Linked DNA regions of Homo sapiens: region 1 is linked to region 2. Evidence: chromatin loops called from intact Hi-C (ENCODE). Cell type or tissue: dorsolateral prefrontal cortex. All regions are shown on one strand. Links, peaks and the distances in the headings refer to the core of each region. The heading gives the core; the rest is flanking DNA. Region 1 overlaps LINC00299 (long intergenic non-protein coding RNA 299). Region 2 overlaps KIDINS220 (kinase D interacting substrate 220).

Region 1 (16,314 bases), core at 5,043-7,542, 490 kb before region 2:
CTGCTAACATAGCTAGATCTTTATCTTCCAGGCCCTCCCACTCCTCAAGAGATTAACTAAGAGTCTAGCACCTTTTATAGATCTGAATAGGAAACATTTGTCATCTGTTGTCTCTAGGGCAGCCACTACAAGACTTCAAAGGAACTTTTGTCTCCACAATCTTTTATCTTAACCTTTCTATCAATCCCAGGTCTTTAGACAAACTCAACCAATTGTCAACCAGAAAATGTTTAAATTTACCAATAGCCTGGAAGCCCCCACTTTGAGTTATCCCACCTTTCTGGACCAAACCAATGTATTTCTTAAATGTATTTGATTGATGTCTCATGCCTCCCTCAAATGTATAAAACCAAACTGTACCCGACCACCTTGGACACTTGTTCTCAGGGCCTCCTGAGGGCTGTGGCATGGGCCATGGTCATTCATATTTGGCTGAGAATAAATCTCTTCAAATATTTTACAGAGTTTGACTCTTTTCATGGATACCTGGCCTCCTGAGGAGTGCACTTCCTCCTTTGAGAAAACTTAGATCAGGGTCCCTGCTCTCTGACAGCTTTCCTCACTTCCAGCCCCTCACTTTCTCCTGGCTCTGGAATCTCTGCAGGAATCTTCTCTGAGCTTGGCTTCCTGGAGCTGTGCCTCCCACTAGGTATCTAGCAGGCCAAGGGCAGGGCAGGGTCTCAGCTCACTTTACGTCCCTCTGGCCTGGCACCTGGTGGACGTGCCTTCATAAGCAAGGTTGGTTGTAAAAATGAATGGAACACCATAGGAATCCAAACTTAAAATGAACACCAGGAATGGCCCTAATTTTTACACCAGTTGCTGAAGAGCAGGCCGAGAGAGAGCTGTCCAGCGTAGAGACACGGAGGCTTCTTCAAGGGCTTTCACTCTGATACTCAGCCCCTTGTCTTGGGAATTACTGTAAGAGGCTGGGACCTGATGGGGCCCCCACCTTCCCCCTAGCTTCTCTTCACGTACCTGCATCTCACCTGCCCTGTTCATTTTCCCAAGAAATCCTGAGGGCAGTGCTGAGGCTGTCATTCAACTCCCCACTTAAGTTTAAGAAATGGCTCCAAAGCACTCGTGAAACTCCTTGATATTACGGGGGCTGCAGAAATGATGACCGTGTCCTGAGAAAGGCAGGATCCTTGTTCACACTCCTCCAGCCCCACTGGGGCCCAGTCCCAGCCCAAGCCCATGTTCATCTGGTGTGGCTGCTTCTTCCAGAGACCAGGCATTTTTGCAGGTTTGTCCCATTGAAGTTCACAGGCACAGGGGCAGTGGTTTCCCTTGGCCTCTATTGTGAGTCATCCTGAATGCTTTGTTTTAATGCAAAAGCCTAGATGTTTTCACATTCCAACTCTAATCCCAAACAAGTTATTTGTTATTGTATTTGATTTCTTATCTTCTCCCCTTCACATAACTGACCAACTGACTGACAAATATGGAGTTTGTTGATTTCCTGTAACAGATGCATTCTTGTTTGTTTGTTTGTTTGTTTGAGACAGAGTCTTGCTCTGTCACCAGGCTGAAATGCAGTGGCACGATCTTGGCTCACTGAAACCTCCGCCTCTCAGGTTCAAGCAATTCTCCTGCCTCAGCCTCCTGAGCAGCTGGGATTACAGGCGCCTGCCACCACGCCCCAGTAGTTTTTGTATTTTTAGTAGAGACGGGGTTTTACCATGCTAGGCAGGCTGGTCTCGAACTCCTGACCTTAGGTGATCCACCTGCCTCGACCTCCCAAAGTGCTGGGATTACAGGCGTGAGCCACCATGTCCAGTCAACAGATGTATTCTTAGAAGTTATTGTAACTGCAAAATTAGTTCAAAGGGAAAAACTGAAGTGAGTGTGGAATGAGTTAGGTGGCTGGGTCCATGTCAAGGCAAATAAACACAGAGTCACAGCCAAGGCAATTATAATTATAATCTGGCCATAATCCTATCAGCAGAGGGTACACGATCTACTGCAAATTTGCTCTGAGGTGTGCGGTTGTCCTCCACTCTCCCTTTCTTCCTCAAAGGTAATACATAGCCCAGTGCAAATACAGACTTCTTCTTTCCCCTGAGAGTTGGTTATTCATTTCTCACAATATTCTGGGGGAAAAAATTAGCATGCTAGGTGAATTCATGCATGATCCATTCTTAAAAAGCACTAGGATATAAAAATTACGTTCTCTTGACCTCGGTCTTTTTTTTAGGATAGGGCTCTCTTTCTAAATCCATCTTCCTATGCCTTCTCTCCCTCTTTCTCTTCCTTTTTCCAGCTGATATCACATAATGGACTATGCACTTTAGATCTGAAAATAGGTGAAAAGCTTGAGCCCAAAAAAGCTGGTGGCATTTATGAATACGTATCAAAGTCCATTCTCTAACACCATCAAATAGAACATGCATTTGGGCCAGGAGCGGTGGCTTATGCCTATAATCCCAGCACTTTGGGAGGCCGAGGCGGGCAGATCACCTGAGGTCGTGAGTTTGAGACCAGCCTGCCCAACGTGGAGAAACCCCATCTCTACTAAAAGCACAAAATTAGCCAGACGTGGTGGCACATGCCTATAATCCCAGCTACTCGGGATGCTGAACCAGGAGAATCACTTGAATCCAGGAGGTGGAGGTCGCAGTGAGCTGAGATGCTGAGATCGCACCATTGCACTTCAGCCTGGGCAACAAGAGTGAAACAACGTCAAAAAAAAAAAAAAAAAAAAAAAAAACAGAAGGAAAGAGAAACAGGCAGTAGACTCTGAACCCATTTAAAAATAGATTTGCTCATTGCGCTATTATAAACTTAGAGAATTTTCTCCTGGATCTACCTGTCATAAAGAGGGCTGTCGAAGGGGTCATTGTAAAGACAAATATTACTTTTTTCTTCCATGTCCAAGGAAATATATCTTTTGCTCAGGGGAAAAAGAAAGAAACAATGCTGCCTCTTTTGTATGGGGAAAAGGCAGCTCCTTATTTTTATGTTAAAGAGTTGTCAAGACACTTATATTTGTCATAGCATTAAAAGTTATTTTTTATTCTACTTAATTGTTCATTGAGATTTCAAAACCAAATCTGCCTTCTTGCCAAATATCTTTGTAATATGTACATTTCACACTGGCTTATTATAATGGATTTTCTCATGGGATCTAGCATTCTGGCATCTGCTTTGTTATGATATTATAACAATAATTAACATTTAGCACTTACTGTATAGCCAGCCTTTGATCCATATTTTTAACAAAATGTAATAACAATTCTCTTTCACACAGCATCTTTCATCCCAGAGCCTCAAAGTGGCTGGCAGCATCGTATTATAGCCTGAGATAGTTGTATTCATTCCTGAAACCCTCCCAACGCCCCCATGGGGTCTATCCACAGCAGGCGTCTTCCTTAGGGGAAAAAAAGGGAAGAAAGGTCAAGTGAATTGCCAGGCAGCAAGACAACAGCAGCAGGGCCAGGAATAGAATCCAGCCCCGTTGCCTTCTTGGTCAGGGACTCCAAAGCTACAATAGCATCTATTTTTAAAATAAAAGAGATGGAGAGTGAGAAGCAAGATGCATCTGGTGTATTCTGACAGGGATTTGGATATGCCCTAAAAGTCATGCTATATCTTCTGAAATGAACCCCTGGGAACAAAAGTCTGATGCGATGGTGAGATGCCTTTTCAGCAAACAGCACCTAACTCCTCTCTGTAAGTACTTGAGTACATACTTGTGCCACAGGCTGGGTCCCTTTCCTCTAGAGAAGAGTTAGAAGGAGGTACACAAAGACTCCAAGAACTCTAACTCTGAATCTCTCTAATCAGGGCAATCAACAGACACCGTGAAGCATATCTCATACTCAGTACTCTGTTGAATAGGTGATCAATGTGAATCAATTTCACCCAAAGCTGCTGTTGGAATGGTTATCTTACATCTTCTGCTTTTCTCCTTTGGATCAAACCTCTTAACTCTTAGACATCCTCACAAGAAAAAGAAAGAATATCACCAGGTTAACATTTGGATCATTTGGAAGAATAATTGTCATGATTATGAACCAAAAGAAGCCCATTGTCACCTTAAATTCACAAGAATAAACATGGCCATTATAGGAAAATTAATCATCTATATATAGCTAATTAATATCTAATAGATATGAGCTTCACTCCAATTTACAGTATCTCAGGCAAGTGTAAAGGTGCAGATGTGGGTCAGAGACTGACATGAGAAAAACAGCAACATACTTGGTGCAAAGAAGATGCTCAAAGGATGCCTCTGGGGTGAATCACAGTGAGAGCCACAGCGTGAGGGAGAATGACCGAATGGCTTGCACATGAATGAAAGAACAGCGGTAACCACCATCACTAAGCCACATCAACACAGCGCTTCCCAGTATGGGAGCCATTACTGTCTCCACCTAAAAGTGAAGACACTGAGGTTCACATAGTTTAAGTAGATTTCCCCAAATTATGGAGCCAGTAAGGAATGGAAGCCATCTGACATACATGGATTTATACAGCTTCTGGTAAAAACATCTGTAGCCTCCAAAAAGCAGTTTAGATATGATCAATAATGATTATGGTGATGATGATCAGTTGTAGTAGTAGTAGCAATAGTAGTAGCAGTAGTGGTGGTAATAGTACTACTAGTAGTAGCAGCAGGAGTCGTAATAGTACTAGCAGTTGTAGTAGTAGTAATAGTAGTACTAGTAGTAGTAGCAGTAGCATAGCAGTTAACATGTATTTAGTTTTATGTGCCAGCACTGTTCTAAACTCGCTTTAATCTATCAATTAGTTTCATGACAACCCTATGAGGCCTAATTATTATGCCCATTTAATGTCTGAAGAAACCAAGTCCTAGACGAATGCACCTAGTGAGTACTTTCTTTAACGTATCTTTTTGCATGAAACCATCTGCCAGCCCCCTTTCTTTCCTTTTCTCAACAAGAGAGGGAAAGAGAAGACAATACCACTTTGTCTGATCGGATTCTGGAACAGTGGCAGCACTGAAGAACAAAAGCCTGTGTCCATTCTGGCCAGTTCTTGTTTGTCCTTTCCAAGTGCATGAACCACAAAATATATTATTCTCTGATCCTGCATGATGCCCTGATTTCCATTTCCACTGAAATAAGAACGAACAAAAATGACTGATTCAGTAAAGCACATTCCAGGCCAGTGCATAATGAGAAAATCCAATTCAATTTTAAAATGAATGTAGCCCAGGTCTACAATTTTTACCAACACCATATGCATCTTGCTGGGCCTTCCTCTTAGTAGATTCTCACTCCACATGTAAATAAAAATAATAGCACCCATCAGAGCAGATTTCTGAAAGGGAGACTTCCTCATAGCAAAACACACAGCAGAAAAATGTGTTTGGCTGGCCTCCAGTGCCCCAGAGTGGAAGTGCCAACTAGAAGCATCAGTCTAAGCCCCTTGGTGCAGTTAATATCCCAGCAAAGCCCACAGCCATTCCAAACTGAACATGAGAGACCACAGCATCAAGAAACCCAAGTAGAATTCCATTTCTTGTAACTTGGGGCAGTAAATGGAGCGAAGTTATAAATACTTTAATTTACAAAGAACTATCAAATGGGGCCTCGGCACATTGGTGCCAACTTGGGTTGCAGAACTGAATCTTGTTTCATCTTAAAAAGAGTGTTTTGCCATTTGAATAAATTCTGAAATGGTTCCAATGAGACTGATGTAAGTCATTATAACTGGTCCCCACGGGATGGCGTTCTCATCGTCCTCTCCATCATCTCATTCCCTGCAATAGTGTTTTTGGAAAATGTCTTCATCCCATTGTCTTTCTAGAAAAGGAACTCTGATAATGAACAGTGCTTGATATGAAAAGCTTTACCATCAAAGCAATGGAGAAAATCATGGACTGTCTAAACAAGAAACAAATGCTCTTCACATGCCAATGTGGAAAGGCCCAGTCCTAGAGCACATTGATGATTAATTCCATCAGAAAGAAATGAAGCTTGCCGTAAAGTCATATGCTGGGATGTAGGTGGTGTCCTAGAACGGGGAGTCCTAGGCAAATGAAGCAGCTGAGCGTCATGCGTTCGCAGCTAAGATAACCACATGCCAGCTTCAGAAAGGTGCTAAGATTCTGTCTCCAAAACACACACCCGCTCTCGGCTTTCTACGTATTCAGCCAGCAGCACCTTCCCTTCCCTGGAGCCTTCCAGAGCTGCCTCTTACTGGGTTGTAGGAGTGAAGTGATCATATGCAGAGAGTACCCGAAATACTCACTGTGTTTCTCCGGCTGCTGAAAAATTCTAGGGAAAAATGCTCCGTCTGAAACATGTGTTGTTTGTGATTCCACTCTGCACCCTTCCACATTCAACTTCCTATGGGCACTAGGTAAAAACGGAGGTGGCAAATGCTGGTGAGCAGGAAGAAAACAAAAAAAGGAAGGAACGCTGCTCAGTGAGTCAGAAAGACAATAACCCACTTGGAAATCAACAATTCTCCTCCTGTCCCTGCTCGTATTCTAAATTAAAAAAAAAAAAATTCAGATTTTGATCTCAAGTTTGCAACATTATTTGTTCAGGTAAAATGTTGTTTAATCAAACTCGTTAAGAGCTAAGTGCTAGAATAAGGGTAAAATTTGTTCCATGGCGTGGGAAGCTGCACTTGGTTTAAAATGTGCTAATCTGTAAGAAACTGGAATTTAGTATCTTTTATTATAGCTTCCTAATCCCCCTCTAATGCAGCTCACTGGCTCTGCCTACCACTCTCTGCATGGAAGGAACACTCAGCAGCATGTAGACCTGCACCTGCTCTTAGAGAAACTCTTTTAGCAACCCAAGTTCACAAACTGCATCCATATTTGAGTAGCCACGATCTGAAAATTAGGAGGCAGAGGGGTAGATGGTTATTTTGATTAAAATTAAGCTGGGTCACGTCCGTGACTTGAGATTTGGAGAAAGATAAGGAATCGGGGCTTCCACTCTACCTGCCGGGCAGGTGGCAGGGTCAAAGAAGAAGGTGGTGAGATGGAATGAGAAAGGCCACGCCTCAACTTGCTCTTCAGCAAGGACCTATCAATATGAAAATTAATGTAATGTAATGGGCTGTTTCTTTTAATGCAGGGGAGAGAGAACCATGAGAGATTATTTTGCAGAATGATAAGGCTTCCCTATCTAGTTCATAACCCTGGAGACATCCAGAAAAGTATGGATTTTGATTTGAACAATAATGAACTGGTAAATGATACAGCTTTCAGCCATATAATGACTGGATTAATTTGCTGGCTCTGGAGTTAAACCCAAACAGAGGCCCCGAAGAGATAGGACTGTTATCTAAGCAACAATTAATATGCTGAAAATGCTATTTAGAAATAGCCTCATAGTTCACTCTGCTATCATGGCCTAACTTTTATTGCTTGGCCATCTTTATAAATTGTCATAAAAATTTAATAAATGTGGTATAATCTAAAGAAGAATAGGATTGTCATTTACAAGTAAGTGCCCGTTTCAATTGCAGTTTTAGATCTCAAACTTGAAAATCACATTTAAAAGGAGAAACTGTTCCTGTGTTCCAACCTACATTATTGCTCCAGTTTAGGAGAAATGCCTTTGCTGTGATAAAAAGATTGAATGTTTACCTCTGCTTGGCATTGTGTCAGCAGGGTAGACCTTTATCTGTTAATTTGCCAGTGAGATGTTTTTTGTTTTTTTTTCCAGTGGTGCTTTTTCATTCCCACAGTGAGAAAAACCTCTTTCAAGTTTAAGTTGAGTGTTGAAAGGCAGCAAAGGACACAATCGAACTTGGTGCATACTAAGAATGGATCACTCCATTTGCCAAGCTTAATACAGCCCGTGTAGGCAGCGCATTTAGAGTTGTTTGGATTTTATGTAACTACTAGGAAAAAGACAACATGACCAGCACAAGGGGCTGCCTTATCAGCAGCTGAACTGCAGCCATATGGGGCGATTATTCTATACTGGATTGGGGGCATTTCCAGCACATTCTAAACGTATTGTGCTCAGGACTCATCTCTCCAAAGGCATTTCAGAGCACAGGATGCAGGATGCAACTGAGGGAGTGTTTGAAGACTGTGCATTATTGGCCGGGCACGGTGGCTCACACCTGTAATCCCAGCACTTTGGGAGGCTGAGGCGGGCGGATCACTTGAGGTCAGGAGTTTGAGACCAGCCTGGCCAACATGGTGAAACCCCATCTCTAAGAAAAATACAAAAATTAGCCAGGTGTGGTGGTGCATGCCTGTAATCGCAGCTACTCGGGATGCTGAAGCAAGAGAATCACTTGACCCAGGAGGCAGAGGTTGCAGTGAGCCAAGATTGCACCACTGCACTTCAGCCTGGGTGACAGAGTGAGACTCCATCTCAAAAAAAACAAAACAAAACAAAACAAAACAAAAAAATTATGCATTATCTGTGCTACCGCTTAGCTCTGGGTGGCCCACTCTGCTGCTTATGTCTGGGGTACAGGTGCTCTCCTGATCCTGAATCTGGTAACTCAGCCTGCCTGTGCACCGAGAAAAGACCCCAGTGCCGAGCGTGGCTCCAACATGCTAGGTAAAAGGAAAGCAAAGACCAAATCGTGCCCACAGGTTGGCAGGCAGTGCTGGCAGGGAAGCCAGCAGCTTCTTATCTCTCCAGTCCTTCCACCATGTCTCATCCCTGAACCTTATGATGCATCCGGTAGACTAAGGAGGAAAAGAGGAGCATGGCTCTCTTTGAATAGGTTTCTGCTCTAACCAGGGGGCACACTCTCCCACCCCAAACCTACCCTCAATTCCTGAGCCCATTCAACAGAGTCGTCACGGCAAACAGCCTGGACAAGATTGACTGGGAAACAGATCCAGCTGCCATCTGCTAATTGTGTGACCTTAGGCTAGATGTTTTTCATTTCTTAATTCTCCATTTTCAAATCTGAAAATAGGGATAGTAGAAATATCGGCTGCATACGGTCATTGTGAAGTGTAAATGATTTTCCTCTGTAAATGCTCCAAGGGCCGCTAAGCAGCCAGAACTGATGCTGTTTCTGATAATGCGTGTTGGTGGGTCTCTCCTGTCATTTTTCATACATTTGTGGCCTTGGCATAACAGTTTCATTTTCACCTGTATGGGTCCATCTCATAAGCTGTTGGGAAACCGGGCCACATGGTGGGCAATTTTAACATGAAGAAACAGAAACAGGGTGATAACATCTGCCTCTTGAGCAAATGATAAATTATGTTTCCTTTCTGTACCTCCATTTAAAAAAAAGGATGTTAAAGAAAGATCCCAATAATAACAGTACCAAAGAGCTGTTAACAGGATCAAAATGTGATAACAACAAAAATAATTCCATACATTCTAAAGCACTTTGCTAATGCCTCTTACTATAACTATTGGGCATGCAAACATAATTTTAGTTGTTGGAATCCATGATTCCTCACTAGAATTCCAGTTTTCCAGAGTAAAAGTCTCAACAAACCCAAATAGATTTTCCTCCTCTTCCTCCACCTCTTCCTCCTCCTCTATAATCTGCCCCATCCCTGCAAGGGAATACTCCCACAGAGGCACCCTGTCTTACTATGATTATCTTCAACCCCAACCCTTTAGCTACAGAAAAGGACCTGAAGGAATCCCACTCTCAAAGACTTGTCGGAGCCACCTCAAGTTTCCCTTCAAAGGATACCCTCAAAGTCCCTTTAACGAGTGTTTAAATGGATAAAACAGGAAAGCCTCTTCAAAGGAACAAATCCTTTTGTGACACGCAAAGTTGTTCTTCCTGAAAAGGCTAAAAGCACTTTCCCATCAATGATCTCCTGACCCCACACCAATCCTCGGAAGCAGGTATTATCAGCTTGGTTTTGTTGCCAGTGAAACTGAAGACAAGGGGTTAAATGGCCCATCAGCACTCCACAAAGGCCTTTTGTCATCTGGGAGAAGCTAATCAGGCAAATTCATCTAGGGGCAAACAAAACCCACTAAAGAAGGGGAGTGTAGACCCTAGAGGTTGTTGGGTATCTCTCTCTCCCCAAAGGCAAAAATAATAAATCAAATCTGCTTAAAGAACTACAGTATAAAGGGAATGTGGAGGCCTTGGGTATTCCCAAGCCAAATGAGTAACAGAGTCTACAAGAAAAAAAAAATGAGAGTAACACTAGCCAAGTCTGGATTTTCAAACTCCCTGTTTTAGGAGCCCCACCTGTGGCAGAAAATACCCTCTCTTCCTCAATACCCTCTAGCCTCTCTTGACTCTAGTCCATCCAGCACACCACTGACAGAAGTCTTCTGTAGTAAAGAAGCCTTCTTTATCATCCTAGATTGTAGCAATCTGCCCCATGCCCTGTTACCTGTGGACTCACCCAAGGGCTTGAGTAAATGTAAGACCCTCCATCAGTTCATATCCTGCTCCAAGATATTTAATCGATGGAGCCAGCCCAGCAATGCCAAGCTTCTTCCATCACTTCTCTCAAATTCTCTCCATCTTTCAGCACCTGTGCAGACTCTGATCTCCTCCAAAAAGGCTTTTCTTGCCTCTTCCCTCCCAAACTCCACAGCCCCGATTCTGAACTTGGTCCTTCAACAGCTGAGTATTTATTAAGTTCTCACTGTTTGCCAGGCATAGTTGATGGGAGGAACATGTAGGGACCCTTTTATTTCTGCCTTTCCTAAAGATTGTGTGGTCCTTTATACCGATCCCATCTCTTTATTTGTGTAGCCTAGGCCTGCCCGTGCACAATAGCACTTCTTTTCTCTGAAAGTCCAGCGTGCTGGATGCCTAGATGGAGAAGTGGGGGTAAAAGAACCAAGGCAGAAATGGAGTGGGAGAGTCTCAGTTCAACATTGCCCCAGCAGGAGACCTACCCACAGAGACCACGAAACATCCCTGCCAGGAGTGCCTGGACTTTGCCACCTGCAGCTTTGGAGGCTGGCTGGTGGCTGTGGGGACTACCAAAAGCATGTGCAAACCACCCAAGTTTGACCACTTCATAAGAACTCAGCCATTAGCAGCTGGGCTTAGTATTCCATCACCTCACCACCCCCAACACCCAACCCCAAGCTCTCTCCTTTCTCTGCAGGAAGGATGAGATCTAGGGAACTGATATCCTTCAGGAAGGATCTTCAATACTGGCATTTGGAATCTATACTTACATTTCTGCATTTCCCTATATGTGCTTTAGCACACATTTTCTCAGTTAGTTTGCACAACAATGGCCTGCAGGAGATTTTACTCTCCTTAATGGTATTATACAAGCAGAGGTAGTAAGAAACAAAGTGGGCTGGAAGGCTCTCTGAACACAAGTGCCTCCCTGTGGGCCTGAACCCAGGGCTGAAATCCCACCGTGATGATCAACTCTGGAGGAGGTGGGAGGACACACTCCAGAGCATGGAGGGGGTGGGCAGGATACACCCACATAGCAAAGTGAGATACATTGGAAAGGGAACTTGAAGGGGATGTTGTATAAGAGGGCATTTCAGGGGGGCATGGCTGGAGGAAAGCCCAGATTTTAAACATGTGTTCCTGCTATTATTCAGAGTTTGCACAGCACTTTTAATTACAGGAGAGCCACAAACAAGGAATGCCCATGGGTCGTCATGACTGGTTCCATTTTTAACATGGTGAGAGGTGGGCATGGATGGGTTCATTTTGTGCCAGGAAGGGCGAGCCAAGCTCCCACAGACTTCAGATTTCCAACCTGCTGCATCACATCAGCTGTTTATGCTGCCTCCAGCCTCCCTGAGGACCGAGGCTCAGGAGTTGGCCATGGCCTAGGTCACACTGCCCCCTACACAGATGCCCATCCCCAGGCTGGCTGTGCTAAATATCAGCATGGGAGAGCCAAGCAGGGGCTTCTACTTCCCTAGAAAAAGGCGGGTTGCTACAATAGAACACTCCAACCACTCCCTCCAGATGTAAGAGTTTATAGCCAGACAGGCCTGGGTCTGACCCAGCTCTTCTCTGGGACACAATCACGAAGATGGGAGGATGGACGGATGTTTCAGAAGGTCAGGCTAAGACGTGGTCCAGTAGCCTAGCAGAGGTCCATCAGGTGTCGCCAGTTGCACTGTCACTTGTCCTAAGCTGTGGAGCCTACATTTCTGTCAAAATCCTGGAGCAAGGCTTATTTTCCAAGTAGCTGTTAATGTGGCCAATATCGAATCCCTTCTACATCAGAGTCCCAACCAAAGCATTCCTTTCATCAGCTGGAAGTCAGAAATGTTTTTTTTATTTCCCCCAGGTCATCCAGTTTGGTACAGTGATCATTATTTCCTACCAATTTTGAATTTTGCATTTAATTAATTGACTTTGTCAGTTGGCATGCAACCTTTAAAAAATTTACTGAAATGCCAGCCTTGAAAGAAAAAAAAAATCATTTGATGAATGTAATCAGAGTGTCAGCAAAAGCACAAATGTTCCCATGGGTCTATTACAATACTGGAGGTTCACAACTGATCACTCGAGAATGTGCAAATTCATGCAGCCTGATATTTACTAGCTAAGCAAGTGTCATCTATTCCATGCCTCATGCATGTCCAGAGAGCCACACCTGTGTCCCGGAAACTACCAAAGCCTGAAACTGGTTAAAGTGAGTGAGTAAATAAAAGCAAAAACCACCGAATTTAAAAAATAAAAACAGTGGTAGGCCAAGAACATGGATTTCATCCCACAGAAATGCAGAACTAAACAAGAACCTAAGACCACCCTCTCTTTGCTTACTGCACAGTTGCATGGCAGAAAAGAAAAATATAACCAGAATAGGACGCTGTCAGCAATTGACCTCAGGTGCCATCTGCATATATTCCTGGCACTGCTAATTTGCAATTAACAAGGGCCTTATGTTTTATCGCCTGTAACTTCCTGTCTTCAAGTCTGAGGGAGGGGGTTTAGCAGAAGGGAACATGCAGGTGGGTGGTGAGCCTTCTCAAAAACAAATAATTCTGCTTTTTGATACTGAATCACTGGTATGTAAGCTGCTCTCTCAAGCTAATAAAAGGTCATTCATAGAAGGGAAATGGAATGGTTCCATTATGTCATTGTGTGAAGCAACTCCTCAAAAGCATGGCAGTACATTGCGGAGTTGAGGAGTGAGCCATGCCCCAGGCTGGTGATCTCTGTCCACGCTAGACACAATCCATATTGAAAATCCATGTGGATGTGCAAACTCCTCACCTGTCGGAATAGGCAGAGGAGACTGAAATCTTCGGGAAGCCTGTGGGCCCAGGAGAGTACACAGAATGGATTATAGGTTTGGCCCATCCCTGGCTTCTGATCCTGGATCTGCCACTTACCAGCTATGTGAACTTTGGCAAATGACTTAACTTCTCTGTGCCTCAATTTCCTCATGTATCAAATAGTATTGAAAGCTCATTGTGACAATTAACTAAGATCATTGTGAAGTGTCTGACACAAAATATGTACTTGTAAGGGTGGGTAACTACATGTCAGGCACTTTTGCTAGAACTTTATTTGGTTGTCTCAAAGTTTATGTATCATTTAAAAATATTTCATCCATGTTTTCTTAGAAGAACAAAGCCCTTTATGCCCATTTTACTGAAACAGTAGTGAGATTCTCCATGGCTTCCTCACACTGCTCCAGTGTGGACACAGTCTTGGATGCTGCCGTGGGAACGCTGAGTTTGTCCAACATGGACATGGCCAGCTCTCTAGAACAAATGACTTCACCAGGCAGTCAAGAAGGCATAGGTCACTTCTATATTCCAATTACTATTATCAGAACAGCTCATTGCCTAATTTGACCTTGTTCTTAACAAACAAACAACAACAACAAAGAAAACATTGGAGTGAAAGCTCGAGAGAATTATGTGGTGAATCCAGCTGATCTGTGATGTGAAAGTGAAGAACTGATTGAAAGAAATTAATCTTTTTTTGCTTAACATTGGACAATCTATGTAGCAACAGAGACCTGCTGGAGTTGACAGAAGGCTGATGTAAAGCGACATAGCTAATCAGTAGTAAACTGGGAAATCATAGCCTATTCCAATGCAACAACTAGTTGTTTAATAAAGGCCAAATAAGTAAGAATAGCAACAATAAGGCAAGATGCTAATCATATATTCTACCTCTGTCTAACAGCCAAGTCAGCAGATAAGCAGGGATGCGGAAGGTTTAAGTTAAAGTCTCCATGACACTCAGGAAAATATAACTCCCTCCAAAGCTGGTAGAGAACTGCAGGTGCTTCTGCATCATCCCAAATCCCTGCCACTTACAGAAAGAGCATTTCGTGGTGGTAGTGGCTGGGACACAATTCCCTTGAACACCCACTCCCGGGCCAAGACATCAGGACATGACTCATCTGGAGTGAACAAGGCAATTTTCTGTGGGGAAAACGTGTCTCCACCCCAGATGTTAGCCAAGTTCTGCCTAATTAAGTAAAATTCTGTGAGCCTGCACACGTACCAGCAATGCCTGCACTTTCCCTTTAACAACTGTGGGAAAAAATAACACTGGACAAGGGGGAGAGATTGTGTGCTGGCACATGCGCGAGAATCAAAGGCAATTGGTGAATGTCAATTATTTGTACAAAGGTAATTGGCCAGGAAGTTACCATTAATTATATCTAAGGATTTTATGCTCCACAGAAAGGTCAATGTAATTCAAGATGTACTTATTGATCATCTACCACCACGTACAAGGAGATTCTGAAAAAAAATGTTTGGGGTCAGTATGTGGAAAAATAGGGACTTGTGATGAAAGGAAGTGAACAAAAATGTCAAGGAAAACATATCTTCTCTGATAAGCTTTTAATTTTGTGAGAAAATCTGCAAGGACAACCATTATATAAGATAGAATACATAGGAGTTAAAGAAAAATTAAGGAAACTTTCTATAAAAGAACAGAGAAAGAACTTACTAATTCTCACTGGGAACGAAGTTGGAGGGGCTTCACAGAGACATTTATAAATGATGCCCCTGCTAGCTGTTTTATAAATTATACCCCCTACTAGCAATTATACCCTTACTAGAGAATGTCACAGGAAGATGAAGGCAGAGGCTAGGCTGACACTTCCACAAGTCAAGGAACACGAGATTGCTGGCAAACAACCGTCAGGCGGGAGACGGGCATGGAATAGACTCTTCCTCACGGTCTTCCAAAAAAACCACCCCTGCCAACATCTTGATCTCTGACTTCTGGACTCCATAACTCTGAGATGATAACTTTCTGTTGTTTAAGTGACCCAGTTTATGGTACTTGGTTATGGCAGCCCTAAGACAACATGTTTGCCATTTTGGAAGGCAGTCTCCTAGGGTTCAAGATCTAAGCCAAGGTTCTCCAGAAATTTGCAAGGAGATTCATTGAGGTACAGGAAGAAACTTCTAGGACTTCTAGATATCTCATTAGTTTAAGATTTCAGGAAGAAACTTCTAGGACTTCTAGATAGCTCATTAGTTTAAGATTTCAATTTTAGCTTATGTTTTAAAGCACTATACATTAATGCAATGATATATCATTTATAAATAATTATACATATATAAGATACTTTATTAAAAATACTTTATTGATAGTGATGAAGACTCAAATAAATTGTACAACTGTTAAAAGAGATAAAAGTCTGGATAATCATAGAAAGAAAATGATGACTCATATCTGTAATCCCAGCACTTTGGGAGGCCGAGGTGGGCGGATCACCTGAGGTCAGGAGTTTGACACCAGCCTGGCCAACATGGCAAAACCTCATCTCTACTAAAACTTCAAAAATTACTGGGGCATGGTGACAGATGCCTGTAATCCCAGCTACTTGGGAGGCTGAGGCTGGAGTATTCCTTGAACCCAGGAGGCAGAGGTTGCAGTGAGCTGCGATCGTACCACTATACTCCAGCCTGGGCAACAAGAGCAAAACTCCATCTCCAAAAAAAAAAAAAAAAGGAAAGAAAATAAAAGAAAATGAGATACCTGATTCCCTTAAATTTCTCATGGCTGAAGTACAATCTCCAATGGCATAATAATATGGCTTTAAACTACTGTGATGCGCGTAATCAGAGGAAGGCTTACCTTAGTGGTACTTTACAGTTTCCTGGGTGCTTTCGTGTGGCTAAAGGAAGATGAGGACAATCCATCATCCAAGGACGTTCTATTCTAGTCTTAGGGTAAGGAGCCCAGTGCTGTGGGTGTACACTGCCCTGTGTTTCAAGAACCATATTTTGCCATTTCTCCCCATAGGCCTTTCAAACAGCCAGCACAGAGGAGAGAGTGAACAAATCTGGGGGCTTTTATTAACTAAAAGCCATATTTTTACCCACGCCTTTCTTTCTTCTGCCCAGTCTTATGCCCACTTAGAATGACCGCTTTCCATCGCCTACCTGTCCGGATGCAGACCCTAATTATACTTCCAGGCAGACATCAAGTGCCCTGAGCAGACCTTTC
Region 2 (16,314 bases), core at 234-2,733:
ACAATACCTCCTAATATAATATGTCACTTAGTCTTTTATTATGCAGAATGTTTTGTATAACTGAGTTCAAGCAATATGTAAACAATTCTGTATCATGCAGAGACTCTTGAATGTAAAAATAAGTAATATTCAATTAAAAACACTTATTAAACACTACTGTATGAAACTGTAGTTTTTGTAGGTCAAAAATGGTCAAATGTTGACAATTCCTGATCTAAGGCAGTAAGCAAGAACGCATCACCGAGGGATAAAGGAAAGAAAAAGAAAGAGAAGTTAAAAGACAAGAGGTAGATGAGAAAACTAGAAACAAATCAAATGTCCACTAACAGATGGAAGGATAAATAAATAGTGGTATATCCACACAACGGAATACTACTCAGCCAAAAAAAAAATGAACTACTGATACAAAGAACATGGATGAATCTCTCAATAAATTAATCCAACCAATAAAGAGTGTATAGCAATATGTTTTCATTTGTATAAAACTAGAAAATGCAAACCAATCTAAAGTATCAATGCAGAGCAAGGTTTGCTGTGAAGTTAGGAATGTGAGGCAGGAGGGAGACAAGGGAGGGTATCAAAGGAAGACGTGGAAAATTTTAGAACTGATGGAAACATTTACTCTCTTGATTGTGGTAATGACTTTGTGGGTATATACATTTATCAAACTCGTGAGATTGGTCAATTTAAATATGGCAGTTTATTGTATGTCAATTACACCTCCAAAAGTTGTTTAAAAATCACTGGATATATCCTTCCAATTAAACAAGAATATTAACTGTTAGATTATACTAAGTGAGCACAGTTGCAGAGGAGCAGTAAGATTTTCACGCCCTTCAAAAAGTGAAATGGGAACCTTATTCTAATGTTAGTAACAGTTATATCATTTCTTTGGGACTAGCACTTTACTGCTCAGACCCAATACTTGGCTAGTAGCCAAATATTGAAAGTCATCTAAGGGAAAAACCCAGAGAACACAATTAGCAAACAAGAAGAGAATAGGGTGCTGGGGAGAAAATAAGGGTAGCAATTTTCTCTTAATTAACTTCAGAAAGTCCGTTTTACAGACACAGACACATGCACAAGACAGAAAAGCCCTCTGAGATGGGGTTACTTTTAATACATTAAAATCGTGTTCAAACTGATTATTAAATATATTTAAAATGAAATGGAAAACCTGGAGAATGGTTGCAAGTGGTGATAAAATCAGAGCTTAAACAGTTAAATAGGTAGTTCATCTATTGCAGGAGTTGAACACAAAATACTAAAAAGAGAAGCTAGAAAGATTTAGATAAAAACACACAGCTGACAAGTCACATGAAACAAATTAACTGCATTTTAATGCCAGCTCTGCTTCTGCCTGAATGCAACAGTGTTCTCAGTATGATGAACAATGCTGCTGTTCACAAGCCAACAGGCTACTGCTGGCTTCCAGATTGAAGTCTCTATTCTAACCTTCTGAGCTCAATACATTAAACTCTTCTGCTGAAAGAGATATTTATGTAAATGATAATCTTTTGGCAGTGGGCCATCAAAATCATATGTGCCTTTATTTTTCAGATATTTTTCCAAAGGTTAGCATTTAAAGAATTTAAGTAACTTCACTTTTCAGTTAAGAGTGAATTTGAATTTCCAGCATTATGAATCATGTGAATTAAAGTTGCCAGCAGTTAAATGGCCCAAAGAAAGCATTATAAAACCTCAGGCATCAATGAGCTCCTAGTAAGTCTAAATGCAATTTCCTTCTATGCTACCAATCTAGCAATACTTGTTAATGCCAACATCAATGTAAGTTAAAAGCATTTTGATTATAAATGACAGTGGTTTATACAAAGTCCATATTAATTCCTTGGCAGAAATTGCATAAACTATTCATATCACTTCCATTCAAAATGAGGTTTTAAATTACATAAAAGATTTCTATTTTAAATCAAAATATAAACAGATTCTTAGAGCAGAATTTATGAAGAAAGTATTATTTATCACATTTTATCTAAAAGTAGCTGCCTAATAATGTCATTATTTAGTAGGATGTTAAAAAATAAGACACAATTTGTTTAAAAATTTAAACAGAGAAAACTCTTAAATGCCTTAGAATTTTATTGCCTTGAAACAAATTTAACTTCTAATAGACTCTCAAATACTTTCTACCAGTGAATGTCCATTTATTAAATACCATCCATGAACAGAACACTTTGGAGATTCTGGGAGACAGACAGAACACACAGACAGAAAACAGCCACTTGGCATTGCAGCCAAAAAGTCAGAAACAAAGAAAAAATGGAGTCCATTTATACACCCACTGCCATCTGTGAAAAGGCAAAAGCCCTGGATACCTCAGGAGCTGGCTACACCCTTCCATCTTCACCCTGTTAATTCCTACCCATCCTTTGTGCTCGGTGCAATTTCCCCCTCCTCAGAGAGCATCCTGGAGACCAACTTATGTTCCTTCATTACAAGCCCCCAGAGCATATATACTTTCTTGCATAATATGTATCATAATTCTGCACTAGTGGAATTACTTTCTTAATGTTTATCTCCCAATCTAGACTGGAAATTCCATTAAAACTGGGAACAAGTTTAGTTTTTTCCACCACTGTATCTCCAGTGGCCTGCACAGAATACTGTCGCAACACTGTTGTCCAATAAATATTTGTAGAAGGAATAAACTACACATGCACACAAAGGTGTTCTTCCTCAAGAACTCTACCCCTTTAAAATAGAATAATTTTCACCTTAATTGTCCTTTCTGATACTGACAAAACCTTGTGCTTGGGAAAGCATAGGTTGATCCATCTGGAGTCAATTTTGTACATGGTGTGGGGTAGGGGTCCAACTTCATTCTTTTGCATGTGGAAATCTAGTTATCCCAGCCCCACTTGTTGAAGAGTCTGTCCTTTCCCCCATCAAATGGACTTGGCATCCTTGCCAAAACCCAACTGGACATAGATGTATGGGTTTTTCTTGATTCTCAATTATATTCTATTGCTCTATATGTCCATCCTCATGCCTGTGACACATTGTTTTGATTACTGTAGCTTTGTAGTATGTCTGAAATTGAGAGGTGTCAGTCCTCCAACTTTGTTCTTCTTTTTCAAGGTTGCTTGGTTATTTGAGGTGTCTTGCAATTGCATATGAACTGAAGGATCAGTTTCCTGTTTCTGCAAAACAAGGCTACTGGAATTTTGATAGGTATAATATTGAATCTGTAGATCACTTCAGGTAGTATTGACATCCTAATATTTAGTCTTCCTACCCATGAGCACAGGATGTCTTCCCACTTATTTAGATCTTCTTTAAATTCTTTTAGCAATTTTTTTAAGTTGTCAGTGTACAAGTCTTTAACTTTCTTGGTTAAAGTTATTCTGAAATATTTTATTCTTTTAGATGCTACTGTAAAATGAACTGCCTTCTTAATTTCCTTTCAGACTGTTCACTGAAGGTGTACAGAAACACAACTGATTTTTGTGTGTTGATCTGTATCCTGCAAACTTTGCTGATTAATTAGCTCTAATAGCTTTCTGTGGGCTCTTTGGGATTTTTCTATATATAGAAGAATCATCCAATCTGGATTCTTTTATTTATTTTGCCTGTCCAATTGCAATGGCTACAGCTTCTAGTGCAATGTTGAATAGCAGTGGTGAAAGTGGGTATCTTAGTTAACTCAGGCTGCTATAACAGAATACCATAGGCTGGGTGGCTTAAATAGCAGACATTTATTTCTTGAAGTTCTGGAGGCTGGAAGTCAGAGATCAAAGTGCCAGATGGTCAGGTTCTGGTAAGGGCCTTCTTTTTGGTTTGCAAATGATCTTCTTCCTAGGTCCTGACATCAAGGACACTACAGAGAGAGAGAGAGAAGCTCTCTGGTTTCTTCTTAGGAGGGCACTAATCCCATACGAGGATTCCACCCTCATGACCTCATCTAAACCTAATTACCAAAGGCACCAACTCTAAATAATATCATACTGGGGGTTTGGGCTTCAACACGAAAATTTTGGCAGGACACAAACATTCGTACATAGCAGCAGGCATCCTTGTCTTGTTCTTTTAACTTAGGAGGGATAATTTCAGTCTTTCACCACGGAGTACGATGTTAGCTGCAGATAAGTCAGTAAAGTTAACCACTAAAATGATGATCTCAATGTCAGGCCTACATCCAAAAGCTTTTAAACAAAACAGCTTAATATAAAGTGATCAATTAAGAAAATGAAGACTATGCTACCCACACTATTTCCTAGTCTATTCTATTTAGTCCAATCTTTGCAAATTCATTTTAGGAAAAAAAAAAGAGTTAAGATATTTACTAGTGTTTATACAAACAAGATGCAACCATTAGTTCAAAAAATAGGGTTTGTTTTTTCCCAACAAAAGTGCATACTTTAATAGGACTATTTGAATAAAAATCCCATACAAATGGAATGTGTACTTAACATTAAGAAAGCAGGGAAGCAGCATGTCCTACAACATAGAACACAATTGGCTCAATCAAGATGAATTACCCTTTCAACTAAATATCTATTTTTTATATTTATTACTAATGTCACAGTCAGTTCAGTAAATGCCAACAGTCTTACAGCTTTAACCTTTAGTCATGAGAAGCACACTTGATTGTTTCCAAAGGGATATGTGAGGCCGTCTTCATTTCAGAGGAGCAGAAGTGACTGTACTGTTGTTTGCTCTTTAATGTTTCAACTACCCATTCCGTTGTCTCATGAAGGCCAGTACCTCTGGTTGCTGAAGTTTTGAATATTTGCCATTTTCAGTCCTTCGAGGCAGATAACCCAAGTGAATGTGCATCTCTGAGGGAGTCATGGCCTGTTCCATGTCCTGCTTATTTGCAAATGCCATTAAAATGGCTTTTCTCAGCTCTCCATCAACATGGCAACTAACACTGACTTGGAAATGCCAATTCGGTCTCGGTCACAACTGTCTGCTCCACAGCATCTGTGTTTGAATAATAACATCTTCAGTATGGCTCTGTCCTCCTAAATCCTGGACTTGGAATTCTGTATGTTTTCTTTGTTGGTTTTGTTTTTAAGATGGAGTTTCACTCTTGTTGCCCAGGCTGGAGTGCAGTGGTGCAATCTCGGCTCACTGCAACCCCTGCCTCCTGGGATCAAGCAATTCTCCTGCCTCAGCCTCCTGAGTAGCTGGGAGTGCAGGCACCAGCCACCACGCCTGGCTAATTTTTGTATTTTTAGTAGAGACGAGGTTTCACCATGCTGGCCAGGCTGGTCTCGAACTCCTGACCTCAGGTGATCTGCCTGCATCGGCCTGCTAAAGTACTGGGATTACAGGCGTGAGCCACTGCGCCCAGCCCTGTATGGCTTTTATAAGTTGCCGTCTCAACATTAAATCTGATGATAGGAATGTTAGTAATGACTTTTCCAACCTGTAATCTGCATAAAATTGTGGTTTTTCCTGTCTATGTAATCCCCAAATTAAAATCCTCACTTCCCAGGTTCCAAACACACTGGAAAAAATACTTGAGAAAAATCTACCATGATTAAGCCCTGTTCACCCTCACCAATCCTCAGGAACAGATCCTGGTCTCAGCAGCAACTCCAACTCGAGGCACCTCTGCTCACCTTGGCCTTTGGATCTGCCTCTGAGCCTGGACTTCCACACTGGATCTGTCAATTTGCTGGTATTTTCAAGGAAAATACTTCTGGTTTCATTGCTTTTTTTCTATTGTTATTCTGTTCTCTGTTTTATGTCTCTCCACTCTAACCTTTATTATTTCCTTCCTTCTGCTAGCTTGGAGTTTAATTTGCTCTTCTTTTTCTAGCTCCTCGAGGTGTTAGGTTAGGGTGTTAATTTAATATCTTTCTCTTTTTTTAATGTACGCATTTACAGCCATAAATTTCCCTCTGAGTACTGCCTTTGCTGCATCCCATAAGTTTTAATCATTCCTAATATTCTTGTAAAAGTATTTTCATAACTATTCCATGAGTCACCTTTCCTACCATGTTGGAAAGAACATTAGCTTAGGGGGTCAGAAAGTAGACACTTTGTCTGCCACAGCCAAAGTAATAAAAGTACTAAGAGCTGAAGCTGTCCACATGCAGAAGACTGCATTAAGTACACAACAACTCTCAACAGAGAAAAGAACTTGCCAGAAGAGAAAAGAGGCATCTATGCTCGTGTGGTGGTCACAGAATATTCTCAAGACAACAATGCGAACAGTGCCAGGTGTTCTCACTGACACTCACTTTTCAAGGTCTACAAAAGTAAGTTTGCATTTTAGGCATCTTATTGAGTAACTACACTAGGAAACAACGAAGTGCTTATATATTCTGCAGGCCAAATAGATCATCATGGCATGCCTTCTTCAAGTGTGTTTGTCTATTTCTGGTTTAAAAGAAGACATTTGCAAGTATCTAATGTGTTTGACTTATGTGTTTAAGGACGGTGTGATTAGGGTTAAATAGTGCAAACCATAAAAGCACTTGTATAAGCTGCCCTGGAAACCATTGGCAGAGCTAAACAAAGTTATTATTTCACTTACTAGAAGAGTTTACTCGACATTAAACAAAAACTATTTCCCACCGAGGGTGTATATCTCCAAGATGACCTATTTGGCCAGAACATCAGGGCCCAAGATTATGTTTTTATATGAAGGAAGGAAACTTGTACGCATGTAATTTAAAGGATTAAAAAAACCCTTAAACTCAGTAGAATGTCATCATATACAAAAACTCTCTTTGGCTTTAAGGCTGCAATTCTGGCAACTAGATGGATGAAAAAACAATCAACAACCAGGGAGGGTAAAAGATAAAAACTCAAAAGGGGTATCTGCCTAGGTTCAAGTACAATACTGGTAAGGCACTGTCTTCATTCATGTCTACGACGTCGAATGTTCTGAGGAAGGTACATTTAGGGGCTCTGTATCCCTCTTCTTATATAAACTCTAACAGGGAAACTATATTTAAAAGTTATGAAGAATTGAGAGGGAATTTTAAGAAGAACGAAGTGGCTGAATACCTACTGTCTGCCATTCTCTGAGGCAGGTGCTTTACCTAGTTTATCTAACTTCTCTCTCTGCATCCCATAAGGTATTTATTATTTCCATTTTTAACATGAGGAAACTGAGGCTCAGAGAGGTAAGCAATGGATGCAACACCACCACAGACATAGCAGCAGAGCGGGTACCTGCTCCTGACTGCTTCAAAAGCTGCTGACTGCTCACTGCACCAGTTCAAACAGGAGCCACAGACATGGCTCAAAATCCCTCAGGTAATGACTTACACGTTTTTAACTCCTTAAAACTATAATAGAAAAGAATGCTGTTACATATTACATTTTAACAAATTGAAGAAGATCAACAAATAAGCTGTGCTCATAAGTCATCCTGGGTTTTTCTTTTAGTTTCAGTTTTTTGCAGACTGAAATAAAGCTTCTCCTCCATCTTCATGCACATATTTAATTTCCTTCATCATTTTTTCAGAATCCAGATCAGCACTTTTTTGTTTACAAAATTATGCAAACCAGTACACTACACAACAGCCTAGAAGCCTGAGCAAAGACTGTAAAAATGATTTAAAAATTGCATGACATGACTTTCACCTAGTCAGAGAAGCAGAGAACACTTCAAATAATTATAAGAAATGTGAACAACTCCAAGATACTATTGGTGATTCACCTATAAAACAATATTCCCAATCAATCTTTCAAGTTTCTAGATCAGATTAAATGAAAACATCCTGTCATCACAAAGAAAGTTTAAACACCGGTAACATTTCTGTCTACTCATGATTTAGGACTTTCTTAATGTTACAGTCCCAAAACTAATTAGAGAAATAAATAAATGTTTAAACCAATTTAGGATTGTAACAGTTGTCCACAATTCTCCAATTTTAATATTCTTCAGAATAGCTCATTTTTCTCACTAACTGAATTTGTTAGGAAATGTTATAATTTGAATCAATAAACTTGTATTAATTCTGCTTCATTTATTGGACTTTTGCATAAGATCTGGAGACAGGCTTCCACTGGGAGTACAAGTCTAAAAAATAGTGTATTACTGCATGATATTTACCCAGTTACAACCATGCAAGTAATCAGATATTAGTAATTCAGGTGACAAAGCAATACTTTCAGCTAGGGTAATGAGAGAAGACTTTAGTAAAGTGGTAAGAGAGGCAAAATAATTCATAACTGACTCCATGTGAAAATAGTGTCTATCATTAAAAAGCAAAGCCTGCTTTTTGGCATCAAGAGTTTATACTTGATATTTTAAAATGTTCCGACAAAAGTACATGAGATCAAATTTTCATAGCTGTTTTAGGCATCACTAGCAATATCATAAGTTGCTACCAAGTGATGAATTGTCCATGCAATTGTCGTCTTTAAGAAATCTAAAAGTGTATTACATTAATCATATATAGAACGCAAATGTTTGATAATAAAACTGAATGACAGGCATAGAGAAAGGAGGCTCTGAACTCAAAGTAGATCTATGAATATGTTTCAGATTAAGGCAAAATCTTTATTATGCAAGTTCTCTTAAAAGATTTAATGTTTAAAAAGTATAGAACTGAAGTTCTACAATGTTTAGGATTTAATATTTTTATATCTAAATGCAAATTTGTAAGCAGATCGATTTCTTTATGCTCCTCTTTTTTCATAGCCACTATTTTCCCAAAAGTTAATTTAAACTAATTTGAGGAGACAAAAGTAGTACAACACTTAAAAACTATGTCATATGAATAGATACCCATTCATTTGCCTAGGATCGTGATTCTCAGTGCTGAAAAATGTCCTGAAGCCATTTTTTTTTTTAACAACAACAAAAAAGGAAATTCAACCTTTCATTAAATTCTGACTTGTTTTTCTATGGAAGGGGAAAGCAAAATGTATTACATCTTATTTTTGGCCAAACATGCTAATAATGTTTGTAGTGAAATGCTCCCATCTTGTGGACTTTTTGAATATTGCTAACAGGAGCCACTTCTGCAGCATGGTTTTACACCAGCAGCTAGACATTTTCTTAGCATTTGAATTAGCTAGCATTTTTGTTACAAATCACTTTTGTTTATTCTTGTATTTTAAAAAGTCTTTAAATATTTTGATTTGAAATTCTGAAATCACAAACCTTTACTGGAAAAATCAACTTCTGGAAAAAGTTGGCTACTTGATCTGTCAAGGCATATGTAATTTTTTTGGTAAATTGAATTCTTTAATAATCAGACTTGTTTGAAAAATATAACTATACATAATGCTCTTACTATATTATAAAATAAACTGTAAACCTGCACAAGTAATAATTTTTTTTACATATTAAACATGTATTTCTTACATATTAAAACATATATTTCAAGAAATTGTCTTTGGTATTAGTTTCCAACAATTCCAAACACTGTAGAACTTTGGAATGTTCTATATACTTTTTCAATGTTAAATCTTTTAAGATAACTCGTACAATAAGGGTTTTGGATAATGAAGATCTGGGTTAATATACCTGAGTTTTTCATGTTGACGTTAGAAACACATGACTTTGGAACACTTAATATTTTTTCTTCATTCTACGTTTGCATTAAACACTGAAAATGGCATTATGAGAGTAAAGTCTGAGAAAATACATTCAAAATCAAAAGTAAAAGAAAACCTATTGGCTGGGCACGGTGGCTCATGCCTGTAATCCCAGCACTTTGGGAGGCTGAGGCGGGTAGATCACGAGGTCAGGAGATCGAGACCATCCTGGCTAACACAGTGAAACCCCGTCTCTATTAAAAATACAAAAAAAATTAGCCGGGCATGGTGGTGGGCGCCTGTAGTCCCAGTTACTCAGGAGGCTGAGGCAGGAGAATGGCGTGAACCCAGGAGGCGGAGCTTGCAGTGAGCCGAGATCGCGCCACTGCACTCCAGGCTGGGCGACAGAGCGAGACCCCATCTCAAAGAAAAACAAAAAAGAAGAAAAGAAAAGAAAACCTATTGAAAAAGTTACCTAAAAAAAATTATAGCCATATAGTAGACATAGAAATGGTATAAAGGCTTAAACAAACAGATGTACCAGATGTTTAAGTGCTAAATATCAGAAGTGATTTTTTAAAGCTTTCCACACAAAACCTAGCACAGTTACTAGACACAATTAGAACTAAATAAAGCATTTATTTGAGATTTTATATGTTGCTAAGTTGTTCGCGTTTTTCAACAGAAAAGATAAATTCAACACTGCAGAAAAATTTCTATCTGCTATAACATTCCCATTGATACCCTAATAAGTTATTCTAAATACTCATAGATATATCAATGAAAAGTTAAAATCTATCTGGAAATTAAAATATTTAGTTCTATATTTCTGGTATCTCAGACCCACTGCCTAGCTGGCAGCTACAGAGGACAGGCTCCTGGCCCCAAGAAACAGACTTGGGGAAGCGCAGTTACAGCTGTGAGGTCTTAGGTAACTCCTGCTCTCTGCCTCTTAGGGTTAGAAGTACAGGTTGAGTATTCCTTATCTGAAATGCTTGGGACTAGAAGTGTTTCAGATTTGGGAGTTTCGGCAGTACCAGCTGAGCATCCCTAATCCAAAAATCCAAAATCCCAAATGCTCCAGTGAGCATTTCCTTTGAACATCACGTCGGCACTCAGTTTCAGATTTGGGGGCATTTCAGATTTCAGATTTTCAGATTAGGGATATGCAACCTGCATTAAATGTGATAAGCTAGGTAAAGTGCTTAATCCAATGCATGGGACAGAATGAGGGCTCACATAATATATTAGCTACTACTTTTATTAGACTGTGCCCTGCATATAATAAATTCTATAAATATTTGTTTAATAAATGAACACAATTAAAATGTTTAGCACAACAGAACTGGAGTCATCTAAGTACATGGCCTTTTAAAAACAATTCTGACAACAAGTCTCTAAGAAGAAACTGAGTCTCTAAGAAGACTCTGAAGTGAGAGGAACCTGTCTAGAAGTAGTCAATCCAAAGCAACTCCACCAGAATGTAAATTAGTACAACCTCTATGGAAAACAGTATGGAGATTTCCTCAAAGAGCTAAATGCAGATCCACCATTTGATCCAGCAAGCCCATCACTAGGTATCTACCCAAAGGGAAAAGAGTCATTATATGAAAAAGACACTTGCACATATATGTTTATAGCAGCACAATTCACAATTGCAAAGATGTGGAACCAACCTAAGTACCCACTGACTAATGAGTGGATAAAGAAAATGTGGTTTATATACACCATGGAATACTACTCAGCCATTAAAAGGAACAAAATAACATATTTTGCAGCAACTTGGATGGAGCTTGAGGCCATTATTCTAAGTGAAGTAAAACAAGAGTGGAAAACCAACAACCATATGTTCTTACTTATAAGTGGGAGCCAAGTTATGAGTAAGCAAAGGCATACAGAATAAAATAATAGACTTTAGAGACTCAGAAGGGACAGGATGGGAGGAAGGCTAGGGAAAAAAAACTACATATTGGGTACAATCCACACTACTTGGATAATGGGTGCACTAAATCTCAGAATACACCACTAAATAATTCATCCATGCAACAAAAAACCACTTGTACTCCAAAAGCTATTGAAATAAAAATTTTAAAAAACACAGAGCAACTCCACCAGACCATGGCATTCATAAATGGATTATGAATGTAAGAAACCTTAGAAATGCAGCTGAACTCAGAGTTACAGGGAATGCCTTCAAAAACATTGCTGTGATTTTAGCATCACCTGACATAAGGCAGAAGCCGCCAAGTGTTAGGTGAAATATACAGTCATCATTCAGTCAATGTGTACTGAGAAGCTACTATGTGTCCGGCCCAGGGATATACTGGTATATAACAAAAGAAACATTTTACCCATATTTAAGCCTAAAGAATGAAGTATCTGGATGGACGGTATTCTCTTCAAGATAAAGTGAGGCTTCTCATCTACCACCTCCCCAATTCATGCCTTCCTCAATCCAAAAGTTATCATCAGATTTCTTTATTCTTTCAGAAATACCCACTACTGCCTAAATACTGATCACTTGTCTAGAAGCAAAAAAATTCAGCAATGTTTAAGAAAGTTACAGTTCATGAAGTGTATAGTCTCATTCAGGAGACAAATATTAAAGAAATAGCAATGCAAATATGTATAAGAAGGTAACTATGGCCAGTGTTATGAAAGAACACACTAGTACATAAAGGACTCATCTAATAAAGCCTCGAAGGATGGGGGGGCTTGGTAACAAAAGGCTTCCTAAGGCAGTAATATTTAAGATGAGACCAGAAGAAGGAGGTGGGATGGGCCAAAGAGAAGAGCACATGAAAAGTAAACAGTAAGAGGGAGAAGGAGCCGGAGCCAGGCTGAGGACACTGCGAACTCCAGCAGAAACCTGGTGCCTGAATACAGGTTTTGACCAATTATATCCTTTTGTCTTTAGAGCCCAATTTGATATGCACAGACCATCATTTGCACTTTATACTATCTATAAGTCAAAATCATTATTATTCTAAAAGCAACTCATTAGTTGCTCTCCTGCCCATGATATCTTTCCTACACCTAGCAGTCTTCAATGCCACAAAAATCACCTTTCATTCACTCTCAACCAGGGGTTTGTATATCAGAGAGCCAGACCATGGCAAGAAACAGGAAGGAAGGCAGTTTTTTAAATGATACAAAAAGTTGGCTATAAATCCATCATTAAAAAATAAAGAATAAAACGATCCTAAGAAACAAGAAAGTATTGCGACAGGGGAGACACAAAGGGAAATTAGTCTTATAAATTCTTGCAGATGTTTAGAATAACTAATTTTCTTTCAATACCCTGCAACAGGACTGTAGGTGAGGTTATTTACTTCCTAGCTCACATAGAAAATGCCACAATGTGCTATTTCTATAACCCAACTTTTATTATCTTTAAAAGACAAGGTTTCACTAGTCACCCAGGCTGGAGTGTGGTAGCTATTCACAGGCACAGTCATGGCACGCTGCAGCCTCCAACTCCCAGGCTCAAGTGATCCTCCTACCTCAGCCTCCCGAGTAGCTGGGATTACAGGCGTACTCCACCATGCCCGACTCTATTAATCATTTCATCTTTACTGTGGGATAGCCAATTACTTTCTGAACTTTTCATTTACCTTAATTTTTCCACCCAGGTTCATTCCTATTCCCTTCCCACCGTGAGAGTCTCAAAACAAGCTCCCTTGAATCAACAGGCTTCCCTAACTCAGGCCAAGCTGCACTGATACAGCAAATAGGCCCTGAAGCATCAGGGTAATGGCCACACATTTTTCAAGACCCTGCAACGAATCCCCATCTTACTCAGGGTAAAAGCCAAAGTCCTTACCATGGTCCTCCAAAAGGGGTCCATGAACCCCACTGGTGACCCGACCTGACCTCCTACTCACTTGCTTCACTGCACCCCATCTCACCACATCAGCTCCCTTGTTGCTGTTCCTTCAACATTGATTCCAGGTGCTCTCTGGCCCGGAACTGTTCCCTCTGCCTGGAAATGCTTTCTCAGATACCTGCCTGGAAAACTGTCTTGCCTCCTTCAACCCTTCCTCAACTCTTCCCTTCTCCATGAGGACAATCCTGATCCCCTTACTTAATGCAGAACCTGCACTACTCTTCATCTCCTTAACTCTCTTCTACCTTTTATTCTTTCCACCACACTTGCTGCCTTTAACATGCTAATTATGTATTATATATGTTGTTTATTACCCATCACTCTCTGACAGACTGCAAGCTCCTCGGGGCAGGGATCTTTGCTGGTTTTGTTCATGGATACACCCAAGCTCTCAGAACTGTGCCTGGTCCATAATAGGTGTCCAATAACTGTTTTCTGAATAAATGAATGAATTTTAAGCTTTCTCCCCTTAATTTCTCTCACATCTTTGGATGTTGCTGGAAATCTAGTAACAACAACAAAATAAATAAGTAGCAAAATACACAAATAGGTAAACTAAAAAAAAGCCAAACACGTCAGTTTAATGCATTTCATTGTTTTCTCCACACAACAAAAGTAGGCATGATTTAAAGATACATCAAAATAAGCTAAAAAATTATGCCCTTCACCTTTATCTTTAGAAATCTCAATTGTCCAATTTTCACAAAGACATGGATAAAAATAATGCAAAGCCAGAAATGCACATTGAATGGTCAACATTACATCTGATTATGGCTATATTTATACAAGGTTTGCAGGCTCACTCTTCACACTGAACTTGGCAAATATACAAATGTCATTTATTTCTGTCCAGATAAAACATGATTTCTATTATAGATGACACAATCTTTATTTCAGTAAAAACCTGCTTAGTTTCCTCTCCTATATGGGGAATTATCTTGTAATTTTACAAATAACTAGATCAGGCTTTATCTTTAAAAAGATAAAGATATGGATAAAATATTGAACCTCTGCGGTCAAAGCAAGTGTGTTTTGAGAATAAAGATGGAAACAATAATTATATAAAAGATAGTAATTTAATAAATTTTGAATGATGACAACACCAATACCTACAAATAAGTCATATATCAAAAACAAAGAATTTCATGAAGATTCTAAGCTATATATAAAAAACACCAAAATAGCATGCATTAAACAGTTTTTGGAATAAATATTGCTAGTATCTCAAAAACTAAAGAGAAAAATTATCAGTACAAAGGATGGACTTTGTACTACAAAGGAGGTGAAGCAACAACTTCCTCTAAACTAACTAATGTTAAATTTTTCATGCTATCCACATTCATAACTTAAGTCCACATGCAAAAGAAACAAGCTTGTGCAATAATCCAGGCCAAATGATGGCGGGGAAGAGAGGGAAGGAGAGCTGATCATCACCCAGAAAATGATGGAGAGAGCAAGCAGGTTAGTGAGAGCTACAAGAGGTATGAGATGACTACATGTGATAAAATGAAGCTTATGAAAGCTTTGGGTGAATATCAGGAGAGGTTATCATAAAATATGATGTTTTATTATGAGAATGTCCTAAATAATGTATAGAAATAACATTACTTGAATAATTTAAAAATAACAGGTCTATTAAAGTCATAAATTAGATGTCCATATTGTCTGTACAGCAAATTGCTACTTCAATGAAATGGAAAATGGCTACTATTCTGAAGCACCCTTAGAACTTATTCAACTGTTCTTTAAACATCAAAATAAAGTACCAAAATAAAGAATGTTGTTATCCTTATCACAAACTTATTCTGACCATATCATGGCCTGGGTAAAAGATTGACTGAGCAGTGTCAAAACAGAAATTTAAAGCACTATCTTCATGAAAACTACTTAAATTCATTTTTTTAAAAACCACTATCATTCTGCTTTAAATGCCAGAAATAAAGTTTTAGATTAAAATATTTCAATGGTTGTCTAAAATGCTGCAATAAAAACTAGACAAAAAATTTTTAGTTTTTATTTTACTCCCTTTCTTACTAAATGTATGTTAAAAAAAAAAAAAACTCTCAAATGATCCAGACAAAAGCTTTCAACTCAACACATAATTGCAAGAAAATTACAATAATTGTACCAATTAAAACCATCTTGAATGAACAGTGTGTCATCTTAATGTTCCCGTGGTTTACAGAGGGGTCTATTTAATTCGCTGAAATTGCTTTCCAGTGTTAGTATCAAATGTCATTTGTTAAAAGTTGAACAATTTAGAAAATAATTTAACAATTTCACCAAACACCAAGAACCAACATTTTCTTTTTCACCTGAATAAAGCCAGCAGATGTGTCATCAAATTGCTATAAAAATAAACGAGGCTTTTTATGCATTAAAAAAATAAATTTTACTACTAGCGTTAAAAATACTATTTTCTGATTGTTTTTACCAAATCATATTTCTTTAGTACAACAAATGAATATCAATTACATACTGCTGCTTTTTGTCGGCTGTAAATAAAACTTTCTCTTATTCAAATGACAAGCAATAGCATCAAAGAACTCAACTACAGTTAACTAGAAACATAATCATCTAGATTATTCTCACATACTTTAATATCTGGCTTTCCAATATGTTAATCAAAGTGTCTTCCTATAGTTTTTCATTCCAAATCCTTATTATATATAATTATTTTAAGTCAATTCATACGAATTATCAATGATTGCTTACTATATTTTTTCTCTTCCTTAGACTAGCTACGAAATATTCTTTGTAAGTAGTTGCAGGCATTTAAGACTTAAATATACCTATTTCACCAGGAAGAGAAGAAAAGCATCTCAAAATCACCCCAAATCCAGCCCAGTCATAGATGGCAAGCCTGCCAAATGCCGAAGTTTAAAGTAATGAGTTGGTTTAATGGCAAAGCAAAGTTCACATCCCTCATTCTATCCCCACCTAACACCTCTGCACTT

Evidence for each region. A loop is a pair of places that touch in the nucleus more often than their neighbours do. Peaks named below come from ENCODE experiments on the same cell type or tissue, not always from the same donor. Only the 100,000 strongest peaks of a DNase experiment are listed, where the experiment ranks them.
Region 1: it touches region 2 in a loop (3-fold over the local background); 2 of 110 quality-filtered maps call a loop at or near these places.

The regions. Positions count from the first base shown.
Region 1 is chr2:8,254,345-8,270,658 of GRCh38, forward strand. The region is part of intron 7 of LINC00299 (long intergenic non-protein coding RNA 299); the gene reads right to left. Among named protein-coding and RNA genes, the nearest start is that of LINC00299, 66 kb to the right of the region's middle. RefSeq lists enhancers at 1-298, 9,473-10,059. In dorsolateral prefrontal cortex, for the core only: no CTCF peak of the experiment used is centred there; DNase peaks (open chromatin) are centred at 5,352 and 6,097; H3K27ac peaks cover 2,500 bases.
Region 2 is chr2:8,752,844-8,769,157 of GRCh38, forward strand. The region is part of intron 22 of KIDINS220 (kinase D interacting substrate 220); the gene reads right to left. It also overlaps the pseudogene LOC100216337. Among named protein-coding and RNA genes, the nearest start is that of KIDINS220, 77 kb to the right of the region's middle. In dorsolateral prefrontal cortex, for the core only: a CTCF peak has its summit at 1,369; a DNase peak (open chromatin) is centred at 1,388; H3K4me3 peaks cover 952 bases; H3K27ac peaks cover 817 bases.